Regions from separate parts of the Mus musculus genome. Here region 2 is linked to region 1. The links are chromatin loops, found by intact Hi-C in ENCODE. Cell type or tissue: left cerebral cortex. All regions are shown on one strand. Links, peaks and the distances in the headings refer to the core of each region. The heading gives the core; the rest is flanking DNA. Region 1 overlaps Slc9a9 (solute carrier family 9 (sodium/hydrogen exchanger), member 9). Region 2 has its middle 12 kb from the start of Gm32018.

Evidence for each region. Hi-C counts contacts between places; a loop is a spot of excess contacts. Peaks named below come from ENCODE experiments on the same cell type or tissue, not always from the same donor. Only the 100,000 strongest peaks of a DNase experiment are listed, where the experiment ranks them.
Region 2: a loop joins it to region 1, with 6 times the contacts of the local background. A loop is called at or near these places in 3 of 42 quality-filtered maps.

What each region holds. Positions count from the first base shown.
Region 1 is chr9:94,968,184-94,976,521 of GRCm38, forward strand. All of the region lies in intron 9 of Slc9a9 (solute carrier family 9 (sodium/hydrogen exchanger), member 9), which reads left to right. Among named protein-coding and RNA genes, the nearest start is that of Mir7656, 220 kb to the left of the region's middle. In left cerebral cortex, for the core only: no CTCF peak of the experiment used is centred there; DNase peaks (open chromatin) are centred at 1,131, 2,792, 4,011, 4,722 and 1 more place; H3K27ac peaks cover 1,243 bases.
Region 2 is chr9:95,318,271-95,326,608 of GRCm38, forward strand. No RefSeq gene overlaps it. Among named protein-coding and RNA genes, the nearest start is that of Gm32018, 12 kb to the left of the region's middle. In left cerebral cortex, for the core only: no CTCF peak of the experiment used is centred there; DNase peaks (open chromatin) are centred at 847, 3,283, 3,943, 4,826 and 1 more place; H3K27ac peaks cover 778 bases.

The DNA.
Region 1 (8,338 bases), core at 187-8,186:
AGGCTGCTGGTATAGACAGGAGAACAGGGAAGAGACATGTGAGAAAGAAACAAAATGAGGAGATGAGCCCAGAGGGACCTTGTAGTTCTCACTGGACTCTTCTGAACAACACTATCCAGTTAGGTTGATGATTGCTTAAGACCTTTAGACCCATGGAAGATAATAATCAGATTGATGACATTATTGAGGGAAGTTTGAAGGGTAGTTATGAGCAATGTGGTTATTGATCTTAATACAGCACTTCGTTGAAATAAGCCACTCATCCAAATACTATTTAAATTTACTTCGGCCTTTTGAGACTCTGGACTCCACATCTCTTAGGATGGTTGGTTTGTAAGAAAGGCTTATGGAAATTCATCATTTGGCTTTTGCCTTGGGCTTAGGCACTCAATAAAACCTTACTGAATTAATAAGTAAATTAATGAATAACGGGATTATGACCATGAACATTCTAAGATAAAAATTAGAAAGGAGAAACAATATGTGCTAATTAATGATTTCTTTAACTCTGATAGCATGCATTAATTTAAATTTAATGAGCTGGATGCATAAAGCTAACATCTAGGGTAATCCAGAGGCATGGAGAGAAGGCTCAAGATCAGTTCTTTTACTTACTGTGTCTCCTGCAGTTTGGCTCTGCCTTATTGATTTGCATTACAGTGGTCTAGGATTATGGTTTTGTGCATTTTTCCCCCTTCAATACACTAACAAAAGCAGTCAGGTTTCATGCCAGTTACCTGTTCTGAGACAGTTGAGGGAGAGCGAGGGGGGGAGCAACAATGCCCGCGCTTCCCTGACTTCTGAGAAGATCAAAGATATCTACAGAAAGCATAGACTTGCCTTTATTTTTGACTCTAATTACATTTCTTTTGTCAGGATCCCTACCGCTTTTCTTCTTCTCTTCATTCAGGGCACCTTTAAAATATTATCCTAGGAGGGCTGAATTTATAAATGATGGCAAAGTGTTTAAATTTCTCTGTAGTGAGCTGGTGATTCCTTTCAATGAAACTCATTATATTGTACAAAGGACATTTAGTAGTTTGACTAATAAGTGGACCCTTTCAAATGCTAATGACAGTGAGGCTCCCACATCAAAGCAAGAACACACTGTACTGTACTTTCAGTGCCCAGAATGTCTGTGAACCCCTAGTCCAGAAGCCTTACTCCACAGTCGACATAACAACAGGGGCCACAGATGGCCATTTGGAACCCCAGTGAGTTCTTCCCTCTGCATTCCAAGCACTGGATCCCAGAGGACAAGGAGGATAAAGGCAATGAAGACACAAACTAGGAGCCATGCTCCCCCCTGAATTTTTTCATGGAAATATTTTTTTCTCCTGTGGAAAGCTATAGTCGGAGTGTAACTACTCAAATGATCTCCCTGGTCTATTAACTCCCATCTGTGTTTGTTGATAATACATAACCTACCATTGTAGTTGGGATTTTTAAGATTGAAAACCAAAGAGGCTGAGAGCTATGTAGGCTATTAAAATAAACTTTTAACTTACACACACACACACACACACACACACACACATACCCCTCACCATTCATTCATCTCTCCTTTCACCTTTAGACAACAAAACATACCATCATCAATGCTTAAATAGCAACCCATAAATATTTATAACCCATACTCTTGTTTGATTATATCTGATTCCATGCAAAAATGAGAAAAAATGTATCTGAATAGAGTTTAATCCATCAACTGTCCTGGTCCCTATTTGATGACATTCAAGACAGATGGTTACCCATTATTACCTTAAAATTTCTAAGGATGGTAGTGGCATAACCCCCTTTAATGGCTCATTATATTTTTATCATCCTACTTATAGGTACAGGTATGAAGGGCTTTAGTATCATAATAGCATTTGAGGATGATAAATGGAAATGACTGTAATTTTTCTACACATTTTAATTAAATTTTATTGGTGCAGCACAGAAAACATCAAGGCTGAGTGCATATGCCCAAGTGTGTGTTTATGGAGAATATGGCCAAATTTCAAGCTGCCATTTCCTTGATGGCCTTGAAGGACCTAGAGAATGTAATTAACAGGAAGCCTCTGTCTCATTCCTTCAGGGAAGAGACTGAATTGCTTCTAGACACGTGACTCTAAAGTCCAAAAACAATCCTATCAGAGAAAATATGATCTGGAGCCCTGGATATAATGCCTGAAAGGGAATTTGGTTTTAGGAAGGTCATTTGAACACCTGTGCTGTTTGACACCAAGGTTGGGGCTGGAGGGGATTGGAATCCCAACTTGTCTCAAGGGAGAAGAAAAGACAAGATAGTGGGTCTGCTCAGGACAGAGCACCAGGTAACGAGCTTTCACTGTGGCTGTGGGGTTTGTTGTTGTTGTTGTTGTTGTTGTTGTTGTTGTTGTTGTTGTTGTTGTCCCAAGATGTTAAGAACTATGAAGTGAGACTTTTCTTCCCCATTCATATTGTGCCTTGCCCAAGTCAAAGTGAACATTCAAAATCAAAGTAGCAGGAAACAGGTGCCTGGTGGAAACTAAAGAAAAAGAAGTTTTGATCCTGTTGTCACTGTGAGACCCTGTGGTCGCAGAACTTTACACTTCCACAGAGACTGATCAAAACAGGGTCACAGAGACATCTGTCTGGATAGGGTTACTTTGGATTTCCATAAAGATGACATTTTGCTCAGCTCTTGACTTGTCTTTCTTGCCCTGCCTATGATTCTGAGGGGCTTGGACACTTGAGAGCAGATCTTCAGACCACTAGGAACAGGCAGGCAGGGAGGGCTTCATGGCCAGCACTTTGAATGGGAAGTGGCAGAAGGTCCATCTTCTGAGATCTGACTCTGCCAGTTTCTAGATAGCTAAAAGGAAGTTCTATATATAGGGTCTTTTCTAGGGTGGGAAGAGAAACTATGTCTTAACTTTCTATGTCCTAATGCAGGTCTTCTCAAATGGTGGTCTGTAGGCTGATTTCAGAGTGATCCATTTTTATGACACTGTCTGTACTCGTTTCTGGCATAAATTAATAATTTATGGCACCATCTTAGGGAAACACCATCATTCTTTCCTTCTGTGTTGATTTATTGCTGGGCTTTTTGTCTTGCTCTTAGAGCACAAGGTTGAGGTCTATATGAGAATTTTGATTCATCTAAGTATTCAAAGAATGGAAAGTTTGAACATATCCAGAGAAAAGTAATCTGATTTTAAGGGAACATTTCTTTCCCTTAAAATTGCTACTAGGTGTGTCCTGGAATGACTGTGCTGTTTGTAGAATTCATATATGACATGCTTTAAGGAGTTTCTCTACACTAAAGGCAGGAAACACCACTTAAAGTCTCTAGAACGTTCATAGCCTATAAAATGTGTTTGGACCTGCTTGCTGATTTGCCTGAGTTCTAGAACACCCAAACCAGGAATTTGAATTTTATTCATAATTGAAGTTCAAATATTTATAAGTTAATATCTAAAGAAAGAGCCTTGAGAGGCAAATCCAACATAGCCTAAGGGCCAGCATCCTTTTGTGGGATGAACTTGACCACCCACTCTCTTACCTGCTGGCATACCTGTACAGTGACAATATTGACTGATGCTTCAGGAGGGGGGGTAGGATGGGAGTAGAGGCAGAATAGTTTCATCAGAAATGTAAGTTTACTGGGGACTAATCCTCTTCAGGATCCTAGAATAAGAAGAAAATAAAAGTAGAAAGAATTGGAGCAAGTGTCCAAAGAAGAGAAAGGGATTACTTCTGAAAAAAATAATACACACACACACACACACACACACACACTACTGTTTTTTTCTTTTTTTTGAGAAAAAGAAAATTATTAGAAAGAACCATACATGGCAAAGTCAAAGAGGCAGGAAAATATGGCTTAAGATGCCATTAACAGAAATAACAGGTGCCCCAAGGAATAAGACAGTTCTGGGATTACAAGTGACAAACCATGCTGAGTGTGGGTGGAAGCTTGGGGTGACATCTGGACAAGCTGGGACTCGCTGCAGTTCTGTGGGTGGGAGGGCACCATCAGCTCACAGAGGCGGGCAATGCCTTTAGGATGACAAGGGATATCTCACCTCTCTTGGAAACAGCTAAGGCAGTACACATGGGAAAATGTTGTTCACAAATCCTGGGTACCTGGATCTCATGACCTGGACTTATGATTTATTTAGTCTAGACTATGGCACAAATGCAGCATAAGGTCTACTTAAGTAATTCTAATGAATGACAGAGTGGAGAAACTAGAAGATGCTGGACTCTACATAGAAGGGTTGACTGGGGTCCTTCCGGCTGGCAAGTGGAAAGGGTTTTGAGCCAGTCAAGCAAAGTAAAAATCTCTGTGTGTTGGTAAGGAGTAGCTACATACTGGTGGGCTTTGGGCAGCAGTCCTCAATCCAGGTTACACCATGGAAACACCCAGAGAATTTTTTTTGAAAACCCATATGATTGATGCCACTTTAAAGATTCTGATTTATTGGGTCTGAAGTACAGCCTCGGAGGCAGAATTTTTAATACCTGCTGATGGGGGGACATGAGAGTCATTAAGAAACTTCTCCTTTGGGGTTTCTATAAAAACTTAAGAAAAAAAGAAAACTGCTGGGAATTTTATATTCTGTGGGAGTAGGTGGAGACTAAGCGACACCAAGATTTGTATAAATGCATATATTTTTGTAGGTAGGATGATTCCAAGAGATCACCAAAATAAGCATTCTACAGTTCTCAGCTCTGGAAAGGCAATGCTACTGCCAAAGCCCAAATCCACAGAATCCTTTTTGAGGTGACTTGTCCACCTACTCAAACCTCACTTAGAGGCTTCACTGACAAGTCACAGACCCACTGTAGCAATCATAGCACGTGCAACTGCCCTACTGTAAAAAATTAAATTTATTTTTACACACTCTAACTTTGTAAAATATCCATTGGTTTTTATTTGTAAAATATTTGTCATTTACTGTCTATGGAAGTTTCATTAAAATTAACCTCTGTAACTCTTGTGACTTCAACCACTCAGCTTCATGCTACTAGCTCTTGTTCACAGACCAGGAATCTGGAATTTGAGAGCAGGGAGCATTAGCATGAGACTATATAGTAAGTAGAAACACAGGAGAGGTTGGAAATGATTCTATTCCCACTGCTGATGGATCTTTCCTCTGTCTTCAGTTTGGGAATCAAGAGTTTCTCCCAGCCTCACCTACACAAATGCATTTGGAAAGGTGCTCACAGTTGATTCTACAGAGACCCCTTCTTATCCATATACTGTGCTCACTATTCTAAACCTGGAAGATGGTAAAATCTGTCCCCTTCACCTAGAATTATTTGGTACCCCCAACAAACGCCATTTCTTGGACTCAGTACTCTTGAAGCTTCAGTGACTGAAATCTAATCTGCAATTTTGCCAGCTGAGTGTGGAATGTTTCTTAAGTGATAATGAGTGCAATTAGCATTCTATCCATATGTGATTTAGGACAATGCTTTCCATGACTTTTTCTTAAAAGCGAAGGCACTGAGTTTTTCAGAACTACACAAAAATAGAATCTTTTATATATAATGAGGTAAATGTTCAAAGAAGACCCAAGTGTGTGTTTAAAGTTATAATTCATGAGAAAGTGTTCTATAACTTTGTGTTGCATATTTGAGAATCTTTAACGCTCTCAAGAGCCCTCATTCTCAAGATATTTTGTTGCATTCAATGAATCCCCCTCCACAAAGAGCACCTTTGTCTGACAAGTTATAAGTACTTGGAAGCCCTGTTGTCACCAAAGGAATGTATTCAAGGACTTGAAAAAAGATAACGAAAACTCTGTTCCCAAAAATCATATTTAACATATAATGCCAAGAAAAGTCACTCCGTGAACTCTGATGTTAAGGAAAAACAAAATTTTAAAGAGTGCAAATTCGTTAATAATGTCCAGTTGGGCATGACAATGTATTTCCCCTGTGTCATTGGCTGAGAACAGTAAGCTGTAGCTGAATCAAGGTTTCTACTTCTCTTTCTGCTGAGAAACAATTTGTACTAGCACATTTTGTGATATGAAAATTATCCCAATTCCATGACAGAACATTAGTATTTTAAGCTGTCTTTAAGACTTTCTCTAATCTCTGTGTTCGTAAATGGCTCAGTTTTACATATATTGAAAAAAGATATACGTAAAATAATGTAGATCTTTCCGTGATGCATATGTAAGTTATATGGGATACCTTGTCAGCGCTGTAAGGGCGTATGAGCCATTGAGTCTTCCCAAGCAGTACTTCGGTCACACATTATGATGTGAGTGTTGACCTCCAGGAGTTAGGTATCAGATCTGTCTTTCAAAATGAAAGTGGAGTTGCTTTTCTATTGTTGACACAAATGTTCTGATGAGTAATGGATTCAAAGCAATGTTTTTTATCCTTTTTCAATACCTCAGCTGAGGAATGTGAGAAGAAAATCCTTGATTTTAAATTGCATTGAAAATTTCAGCTTATGATGCAAGCACACAAAATCTGACTTTATAAAGGTTTTTATTTTTTAAGCAAAATGTTACACGTGCCATTAGCCTCCCAGTGACGTTAGTAAGGATGGTGACTCAAAGGAACTGTCAAGGTAAATGAATGTCATTTTTCTCAAGATATTTTTTTCTGTCATTGTCTACTATCAAAACTCATTGACCAGTGTTGTCATATGTGAAGCCAGGTAAGCCCTTAAGCCAATAAATATACCCTTAAATCAGCACATAGGACACGGGTGGGTTCCAGGCCCCAAACTCTGCACTGTTGCTGTTTCTGAGAGTAAGCAGGAACAGGGCCACCATACTACAGAATTTAACATGAGCCAAGAATTGTCCTCTTGAAATACTCCTCACATTGGCTTCCAAGAGCATCAGGACCTGACCTGAGGAAGGGTACCACAGTGCTCCTGGAGGTATGTAGCACAGGGTACTGTGGAAAGGGTAGAGTCTTCAGCAAATTTGGGCTCCAGGACGACCATTTTGATAAAAAACCACTCTAAGATATTCGTATTTTACCCTTAACGCTCAAAATGTCACACCATGTTTATAGCTCCGCGGAATGGAAGATCCACGTCATTTAGAGTCATTGTAGAAATTGTTTCAAAGATCCTAAAAGAACCTATGTGTCTCTTTTAAATTTTACTTGTGTATCTTTCTGACTTCAAGATTTCCATGACCCCAGAAACATCAAGTTTATTTCCTATGAGCTGGTCTTGACTCTTTATGTATTGAATGATAACTGTACTAATCTTCAACATATACAGTATGGGTTTATTCTGATAAATAGAACTGTTTGTAAGTGAATCCGGGCAAGGTGGTTATTATGCTCTGGTTGTAACTGTATGAACTCTCTAATAAGAAAACCATTTACCATAGCTCTGTGAATTATTACGACTTGTGAGATATGACTCGATTTATTCATAGGCGCTTATGTTAGAATTTGCATTATATTTTAGACAATAGGCTAGGTGGATTGCACCCAGACATTTATTGCATTACAGAAAGATCTACAGTATTATTTTTTGAAAAATATACATAATAACTCTTCATAAATGTTCACCTCATTAACAAAGAAATGCCATTTCACTCTAGCTGCAAAAACCTTTCCCTGACAGAGGCATATTCACAGCAATGGCCTATTTGAATTCTTTTCTCCAACTCTCAGACATGTTTTTTTTTTTTTTAAATCCCTTCACCTCCAAATGATTAAAAAATATGATATTTAAAAGTTGGCTGTGGCCAATTTTTTTCACACTTATAGATCTCTGCCACAACAAAGGTCAATTTGCTATGTTTTGCAGATGCTTTGCTCATCTGACTATTTCAATCTTTCAGCCTCGGTAATACAATTTTTCATAACTCGGCACATTCATCCTTCGCAAACTTTCAACTGGGTTGGATTCATAGGTATGTTCATTCCAGGACTCAGATATATAAATGCTGATTTGTCTTGTGTCCTGATATCAGTCTTCTACCACCTTCCACACCTAACGAGGCAGTCAGGTTGGAAGGGAGCCCTGGGATGCCTGAATCTTCTGGTATATTAGTGTGTCTGTCAAGGAGGAAGGGCCAAGTCACTGTAATTCCTGGAAATTTGGTGCTAAGAGCAGGACCATGTTCTACTCCTTCATCAGTGTGTTACTGTGTCCAATTGTTTGCCCCAGTAGGCTTGTACTTATGCCTTTGTAGTGTAAATGAATGAGCCTCTGCATTCCTTTTATAAAGAGCAAGCCTGGCCAGCAGGGGCACTAGGAGTAAGGATCATCTTGGCTCTGCTACCACTGGCAACTATAGGGGGCCTCCCTGTACCACTCCTCGCCCATCACCACTCACCCTGCACCACACACACTCACCTTTTTCAGGGACATTAAAAA
Region 2 (8,338 bases), core at 267-8,266, 350 kb after region 1:
CCAAGAGCCTTAATTTATTCCAGCATCAACTCTAAACTCTAAAGGCCAAAGACTCTCGTCTAAATGGCATCTAAATTAGATGTGGATGAGACCCAAGGTGTGATTCATGCAAAAGCAAAACTCTCTCCAGCTGTGAGCCTGTAACACACTTCCTGAACTCAATAACAGGATAAGCAGAGGCTCGACATTTTCATTCCAAAAGGGGAAATTCAACAGAGAAAAGGGTATCACCCCCATATAAGTCCAAAACCTAGCAGATGTAACAGCAGTAGACCCTGGGGCTCCATAATCTTGCTTGGTTCCATGGCTCACCCCCTAGACCTATCAGATGATGGCCTTGTCTGTAACTGTCCTGTCATGAGGAAGGAGGCCCATGACCCTGGATACCCAGGGCTGGAATCTATAATAAAATGATACCTGTTGTTTTATTTTTAATTAAATTTAACAGTATTCAAATCATCATTGGGAAGGCAAGTAATCAAAAAGACTGATAAGGTTGAATGGGGGGTCTCTGGGTTGAAAAAAAAAGACAGAGTGCCCACCCTTACTTATTCTCCCATCTTTAGAAGGAGGTGGCCGAGGTTCTGCCATGCAGAGAACACTGAAACACTACAAACACTGAACGAGATGGTGAATGGCCTGTGGCTGTCATGGAATGGACAGAGCCAAGGAGGGAGCAAGTCACCACGGTCCTGAGCAGGACTTGCTATGGGACTAATGTAGCCTTTCTAGTGACGGCTGTAGTTCTAGACATTCCAGATACCTAGAAGGTGGGAGCGAGGACAAAAATAACTGTGTGAAATTTGTAGGCAAGCGTGAGCAGGACTGTGAAGCATCTATAAACGCTCAGGGAAGTCAATGTCTGAAATATCCTGACTCAGCTCCATGTGGCGGAGGAGGTTCTCCTGCCGGGATCCCTGCATCCAGTGCCCATGCTGACAGCTGCTGCATCATCTGGAACGCTTTTCTCTCATTGAAGGGTCTCATTACTCTTCCCGACTTCATTTTTTCCATGGCACAGTTTACCAATAACTACTGCTTAAGGGCAATCCTGATGGCCCCGGTGCTGCCCGCTGAGCAATTCTGGTGAGGGGTTTCTTGGCCTGAGTATTTAGAAACATATCTGGCGCTGTGTGCTACCTTGCATTGATAGCTCCCCCCACTCCTGGCTGGAATTTTTCCTGACTGGCTTGAAAGATAGCTTTAGACCTGGCTGAGATCTTTATGCAATTGTTGTCAAGCCCATAGAAGCAAACACATTCTAACTCCCCAGGCCTCTCTTCTGAGAGTTTGGGAACTGCAACCGTACAGCAGTTGCATTATGAGTGACAGGCCATGACCACCCAAAGCCCTGTGTGACTTATCTCCAAAGCTGCGTCTATAGCCTTTGTCTGGATGTGAGATCCCTTCGAATCACTGAACTATTCTTTGGAACTCTAGACAGTGGTTTTTATACAAATGGAGTTGCCCATCCCAAGTGCTACAAGACAGACAAGTCTCCTTGTGTCCTTATAAAGAAAACCTGCTTAGTCATAAGAGGTGAACAACCACTGTAGCCAGAGTTGACATTTGATGATGGTTCTAATGGAGGAAATAGCCCATAATTTAATTCTGCTGACCTTTGTCTCTATGCTCTGGGACATTGGTGAATAGTTAGGAAGCCTTGGCCGGTAGCAATAAGGCAAGAATTAGACATCATCCGTGCTCAGTGTCCTCAAGGAAACAGCTTCTCCATCTTTTGCCTTAGTGTGAGGTGTATCACCTGTGGTTTCTCTGATGGGTCTGGGGTGGGCACCCAGGCGTAAGCATCGTGTGCAAAGAGTAACATCCCAGAGTAGCACTGAGTTCCACTCTGTCCTGCCAGTCATATTGACAATAAACTTCCTCCAAGCCAGACCCAGTCAACTTCCCCACGCATCCTGTCCTGCCTATAGAACTGAAGCCTAGATAAAGTGAATCAGGTGACTAGCGTGCCTTAGAGACAACATTTACCCTAGGGAGTTAAGAAAGAGTCCAGCCTATTCTCTAAGGTGTAAACACTCAGATCACAGAGACTCAGGGTTCTCTTACTGTTCTTATTTGTAGTGCTTAGAAATTGTTCTTAAACTCACTAGCATAAAACAACAACAAAGATTTAACAATGTTCACAGTTTCTAAAGAGCCTGAGAGGGGTGACTGGTATCTGTCTTATGACATCTAAAGCTTTAGATGGAAAGATGAAAATTGTTGGGAGACCAAATTAGTTATCTGAAGACCTCTTGGCACACTCCTGGTGCTTGGGCAGAAAACGCTCGAGAGCTGAGCTGATGGGTGACTCCATGGGGTGTGGGCCTCCTACACAATGCACTGAGCTTCAAGAAATCAGATTCCTCACCTGACTCAAACATGAGTATCACTGTGAACCATGAAGCAGTTAGAGTAATGTGGGGACTCAGCCTGGGAAGTCACTTAGCATACCTTCCCACCATTCTCTCTCTTCCTTGCATCCATCCTCAGATTCCCAAGATTCAAAGGCAAAGTACAGCAACTACTCCCCAATAGAAGAAAAAGAAATCAAAAAACTTGCGATCAGCTCTTAAAACCACTTTTCTGCTGTTAGCAGGAAAGCAGAATCAGGCAAACAGCGGCGTGTGTGCCTTGGGATCAGAAATAAGCTACAGTTTCAGAAAACAATCACAGAGTAATCATACTTCTAGAAAATGTCTTGCAAACTTGTCCAATAGCCAAATCCCTGTTCAGCAGCGAGGCTCTAACCCGGACCACCCACCCATTGATCTCATCTATAATTTAGCAATCAGGAAGGTTAGTGCTTTCCAAACTATGTGAAGAGAAGTCTCTGCTCTCCAGGAGCTGTAAGGTTTAATGAGAAAAAAGATAAACTTCTCCACGGCTCCTTTTCTATTGGTTGGAAGTTCTACCTGCATGTTTCCCCACTACTTCTGTCTCTTAAAATGGTAGGGACCCTTGTAACCTGTTTGCTCCAGCTTACCCATCTGTAAAATGGACATAGCCAGCCCTGGAAGAGAAGGTTCTTAGGATTCTGTTTCTGTATTCACAACAGACTTTATAAGCCTCCGAGACTGTGCTCTTTAAATGCAAAATGTTATGACTATCATTTCATTATTGAAAAACCTAAACATTGGGAGGATGCTTCTGTTACCCCGTTGCTAGGTTACTGACAGACCTCCCTGCCTGCTCTGAGATGTTGAGACTTGCTGTAGCTTCACACCAGGGCAGCCTTTCCTGGGCTGAGATGAAGGTGAGGGAGAAAGTTGGCCTACAGTCAAATTGCTTTGGCCGTTACCAGGGGAGGGGGTATTTAGCCTCCTGGTACCGTAGCTATGTTTGCTTGCTCTTGGGATCCAACAACTCAGTGCCATCTATCAGTACCACCCAACTGGATGACTTAACCCTGACAAAGTTTAGATGCATCTCTGAAGATGCTAAACCTATAAGCACTTTATTGTCCACAGAGAGAGAAAGGAGCTAAATATGGCAAGCAAGCAGTAACACCTGGAACTCCTTCCATGTGCTCAAGGCAGGCCAAGGCATCCTTCCTACGTGTTTGCCACATTTCTAAGAAAGTGGGGGAAAAAAAAAAAAGAAAGTGGGGGAAAAGCTCATGCTGCTAAGATTGTACCGTGAAAACTATTTCTTCCAAGGACACATCATTTCCTGTTGGCATTCGTACCATAGATGTCACTGCCACAGGCTAAAGGACAGTAAGCATCCCAGATATGACATTTAGACACCGTGAAAAGTGATCAGAGAGAGAGAGAGAGAGCTTTAGTCCTGCCTTGATTCCAATGAGGACAGTTTGCTGAACATAGTCTTCTGGCAACGAAAACTGTCGACAACTTCATCCTGGTAAGCTTTTGTCTCTTTAACAATGATTTAAGGCAGGCAGTGTTATCCCAGCTCCCAAAAAAACCAATGGGTATTTTTCTCCCTGGCCATGTAAGTGTGAAGAATAATTTTAGCAAATTCCAAAATGATCTCATCAATGGGGAGTGATATTCAGTATTCAACAGAAATGCTCTCTACCCATCTGTTTCCTTCTACAGCACCAAGAGAGGAGTAACAAGGAAACCAACAGGGTTGTTACAGAGGAGGGGGGAGGTGAGGGGGAGGACAGAAAAAGGGATAGGACAGGTGAACACCAAGCAGCCCCGAGAGTTCTTCCTGCACTAGGCAGGGGAATGGAGACCAGCATTCCTTCAAAAGTCACCTAGTCCACTCAGGTGTCACCAAAGACTTCCTGAGATTCTTCCCTGAGCCAGGCCTGTCTTGGGGTCTGGAAGCAGCAGGGAGCTTGGGGATACACAACACAGATCTGCCAGAGAAGCCAACCATGAGCCCAAAAAAACAGATAGACCACAAGACCACCGTGGGAGCCACCAAAGAAACCCAGGCCACTGTGCACATAAGGACATGTCATTGAGACAGGCAGGTCACCGAAGACCAGCCTGAGGAAGGTGACATCGCTCTACAAGACACCCGGAGCCTGTGGATGGTGGGCAGCAACAAGCCAAATAGGAAAGGCTGTCCATGTGTACATAGGGCAGAGTTATGTTATTCCAGCCTTTCTTTGCAAAATGAAAGGCTTTCTGCGGCTGGGAGTAAACCAAATATTTCTCTTGCTGTTGAAAGGAGTCTCATCTCACAAGACAAACTCGAGCAGGATCGCATCAATTAGCTGTAAGTGAGCTGGAATTAACCAGCTCTGTGGGAAAGGCCTCCCAGTAACTCTCCATCCTGAACTGCTTTCTGGGATGTGGCTCAGCGGCATCCTCTGACACTGCCATCCTACACAGAGAAGGGCAGAAAAATCCACAACAGCCAGATCCACTCACTCTATCCAAGTCACATCTGCTACCCTGCAATAAACATTCTATATGCAAATCGCCTCGAGTGACTCTCCAGAAATGGACTAGTTTCTTATGATGCATCATCTTAACAGCAAAAGAAATTGAAAACATTTTTATGGCTTATGTCCATAATCCATTCCTTCCCTGTGTGCTGTGGTTTTTACCAATATATTAAACTCTTCTTTTCAGTACTCACTAAGGCATCAGTTGTGTGTGTGTGTGTGTGTGTGTGTGTGTGTGTGTGTGTGTGTGTGTCCACACACTCAACAGTGATGGAGAAGGCTTTCATATTCATCCAAATGAGAGCTATTAATGGCTACCACCACAGTGAGATCACACTTCCATTATTAAATTGAATGGTTCCAACGAGACACATTGTGCAGATTGGAGGGCTTGTAATACAGAAATTAAGTCCTATTCTGGAAATAAAGTCTTAGGCGGACATGTGTTCTGCCCCTGAGTTTCTTTGCTTGGCTGTGAAGCTTTGGCTACTTAGGGTCTAAGCTAACAACCCTATCAAAGAGATCAAGGAAAGCCACTGTCCTCCGAGTTTTCTTTTTAAGTCATGAGATGAAGGTGACTGGGCTTTTGTTGGGTAGGCTGCCGGGATGGGGGACAGTGAATGCTTGGTCATGCTCTCCTGAGCTTCATTTTCCTTCCTAATCCCATGGCTCTTAAGAGGAGCCTGGCAGGGACCTTCAAAGCCCCTGCTTCTTTTGTTCAGATTCCCTGGAGCTTTGCAAAATGGTAACAGGACCCGGGGCCCCCCATCCTTCATCTGAGGCCCCCCTCCGTTCAAAAGTCCCCTCTCACCCTGCTTTGGAACGGGAACAATGCGAGTGTGGGGTGGTCTCCGATTTGTTTTTATCACAGAGTTGAAAACTGGAAAATATATGAAATTGAACTGACTCCAGCTCGTATTCGGTTCTGCTATTTCCCTGTGAGTGTCAGCTAAGATCAGTGTGTGGCCGTGTTCAGGAATCCATGAATGCCTGTGACCACGGTGCTGTGGGTTGTAATGATACCACTCCTTTCTGAGACCTCTTGTGACACATATGTTATGCCATAAATAGCAGACTTGAGACTATTGCTACCCAAAGACGTTTAAGCAAACCTATCCCACCTTCCTCACTTCACTGATGAATACTGAGGCCCAGAGATGTTCACTGCCCAGGTCCTTATAGCCAGCCACAACGAGCTGAGGCAAGATCCAGACTTCCTCCTTCAGAATTGCTTCAATCATGTATGTGAAAATCAGTCAGTTCGCTAGTGAAAAGGCAGACAATTAGGTAAAAGGCCACAGGTGTTGGGTTTGAGGGGAGCACTCAGGGAGATAAGAGATTTATTAGAAGTTATTAACAACCTAGACAGACAAACGGACTGTGTGTCATGAGCCCTGAGGAGCATTTAGGCTTGTGTGGCACAAGAGAAGCCCCTTCTTACAAGGCTCAGAAGATGGAGGATGTCCAGTGCCACTTGGTTGATGGCTGCTTATAGTAGTCTCTGCTTATCAACAAGCAGTTTCTGTTTCCCCAGGGATGGAGGAAAGATGTTGGCAGCTGTGCTTTTCTGTGCTTTTTAGGGAGGAAGGAAAATGTTACCTTGGCTATGGGGGGAGGCATTAGTCGAAGTGCATTCACCTTTGTGGGGTGTGTTACCTGACGCCCTGGATAGCTTGGAGTCTGTTAGCTTGGGGCTTGTTGCAAAGTCAGCTGTCAGAGCTACAGATGGGTATGACCTGTGCAGCCTCTGGGATACAACAGCTCCAACTTGGTGGTGGTTGTTGTTATTGTTGTTGTTTTAAAAAGCAGGGGACGGTTCTTTGAGAAGGGTTGAGGGGAAAGATGTGTATTTCAGGGTTCTAAGCATTCAATTCCTAAGCATCTCTTCATCTTCCTACTGCCTGTTGAGGAACCATAGCCTTACAGTGATTCCCATCCTTGTCTGGGTCAGGGAGTGCTAGCGGAATTCAAGTATCACAAGGGTACAGTCCATGTGTGTGCATGTGATGCCGTGGTCAGATTGAATCAAATTAGCAGGCTGATCAGAGAGGGGCCTATGAATATAACTGCCAAATAGAGTTACCAAAGAAATAATCAGGTATGTAAGGAAGTCCGTGAAGAGTTTTAAAAACAATTTGAGTTGCAGTTATTGAGAAGAAGGAGTGGCGGGAAAATAGAAGCATTGTGAATACAGCAGGCACCATCAGTGGAGGGAGTAGCCATAAGATCCAAGATCTTTATTCTAGAGGAGGTTGGGGTAGAAGGCATCAAGATAGTAAAATATAGGTCTCAATGGGGTAATTAGAAATACCCTCAAAGTTAATTATGAAATACATTTTGAGTTTGGGAATGCTAAGTCACATACAGAGAGAGGTGACAGATTGGCGAAGGAAGGAAGGAAGGAAGGAAGGAAGGAAGGAAGGAAGGAAGGAAGGAAGGAAGGAAGGAAGGAAGGCAAGCATGCAGGCAGGCTAGGCAGCCCAAGCTCTAATTTTTGGCTTTGGGCCCACAGCACACTGACTCTCCATTGCTCACTGTGGAAGTTCTGATGACACAGATGTAGTTCGTTCAAGTTGTAAAGACACGGTCTTAGCTTTTCCTAGGAACTTTAGTTTCCCGTTGGCCAAGTGTGATAAATACGGGTCCATGTGTCACATCGTTAAGATGTTCTGTCCTAGAATCTGAGGAACATGAGGCTGAGTGGGCAGGACCACAGATCTTCAGGAGAGAGAAATAGTTGCTAAAGACCAAGGAAGAAATGTCTAGATCATATTAATCTATGAGCCATTGTGATCTGGAGTGATTTTTGTTTTGTTTTGTTTTCTGAATCTGATGTAACATTGATGTAATGTGTATTATATCTAATACTAAAATAATCAAATCCACAGTGTGTGTCAAAGAAGGAAAGAAAGTAGATGAGGACACAGGACTCTAGTTCAGACAAGGAGAGTTCACACAGATCTTCACACATCCCTGCCTATAGCAGATGGAGTTAAAGTTAGAAGAACAGTAACCAAATTGATTAGAGCCAGTTAATATTTTTTCTTTTTGTCTTTTTTTCTTTTTTTTCCTCTCTTTCTTTCTTTTTTTTTTTTTTTTTTTTTTTTTTTTTTGGTTTGGTTTGGTTTGGTTTGGTTTGGTTTGGTTTTGGTTTTGGTTTTGGTTTTGGTTTGGTTTGGGTTTTTTTTTTTTTTCTTTTTTCGTTTTTTTTTCTGAGACAGGGTTTCTCTGTGTAGCCCTGGCTGTCCTAGAACTCACTTTGTAGACCAGGCTGGCCTCGAACTCAGAAATCCACCTGCCCCTGCCTCCCAAGTGGTGGGATTAAAGGCGTATGCCACCACTGCCCAGCTTCTTTTTTTCTTAATAGAAAAAAAGTTGGGGGTTCTAAAAGTTTGGATTTAAAATTTCTGTATTTCCCCCCACCATGGAGTTTCTTTAGGAAAATTTAAATTAAGATTTTATCAGTTT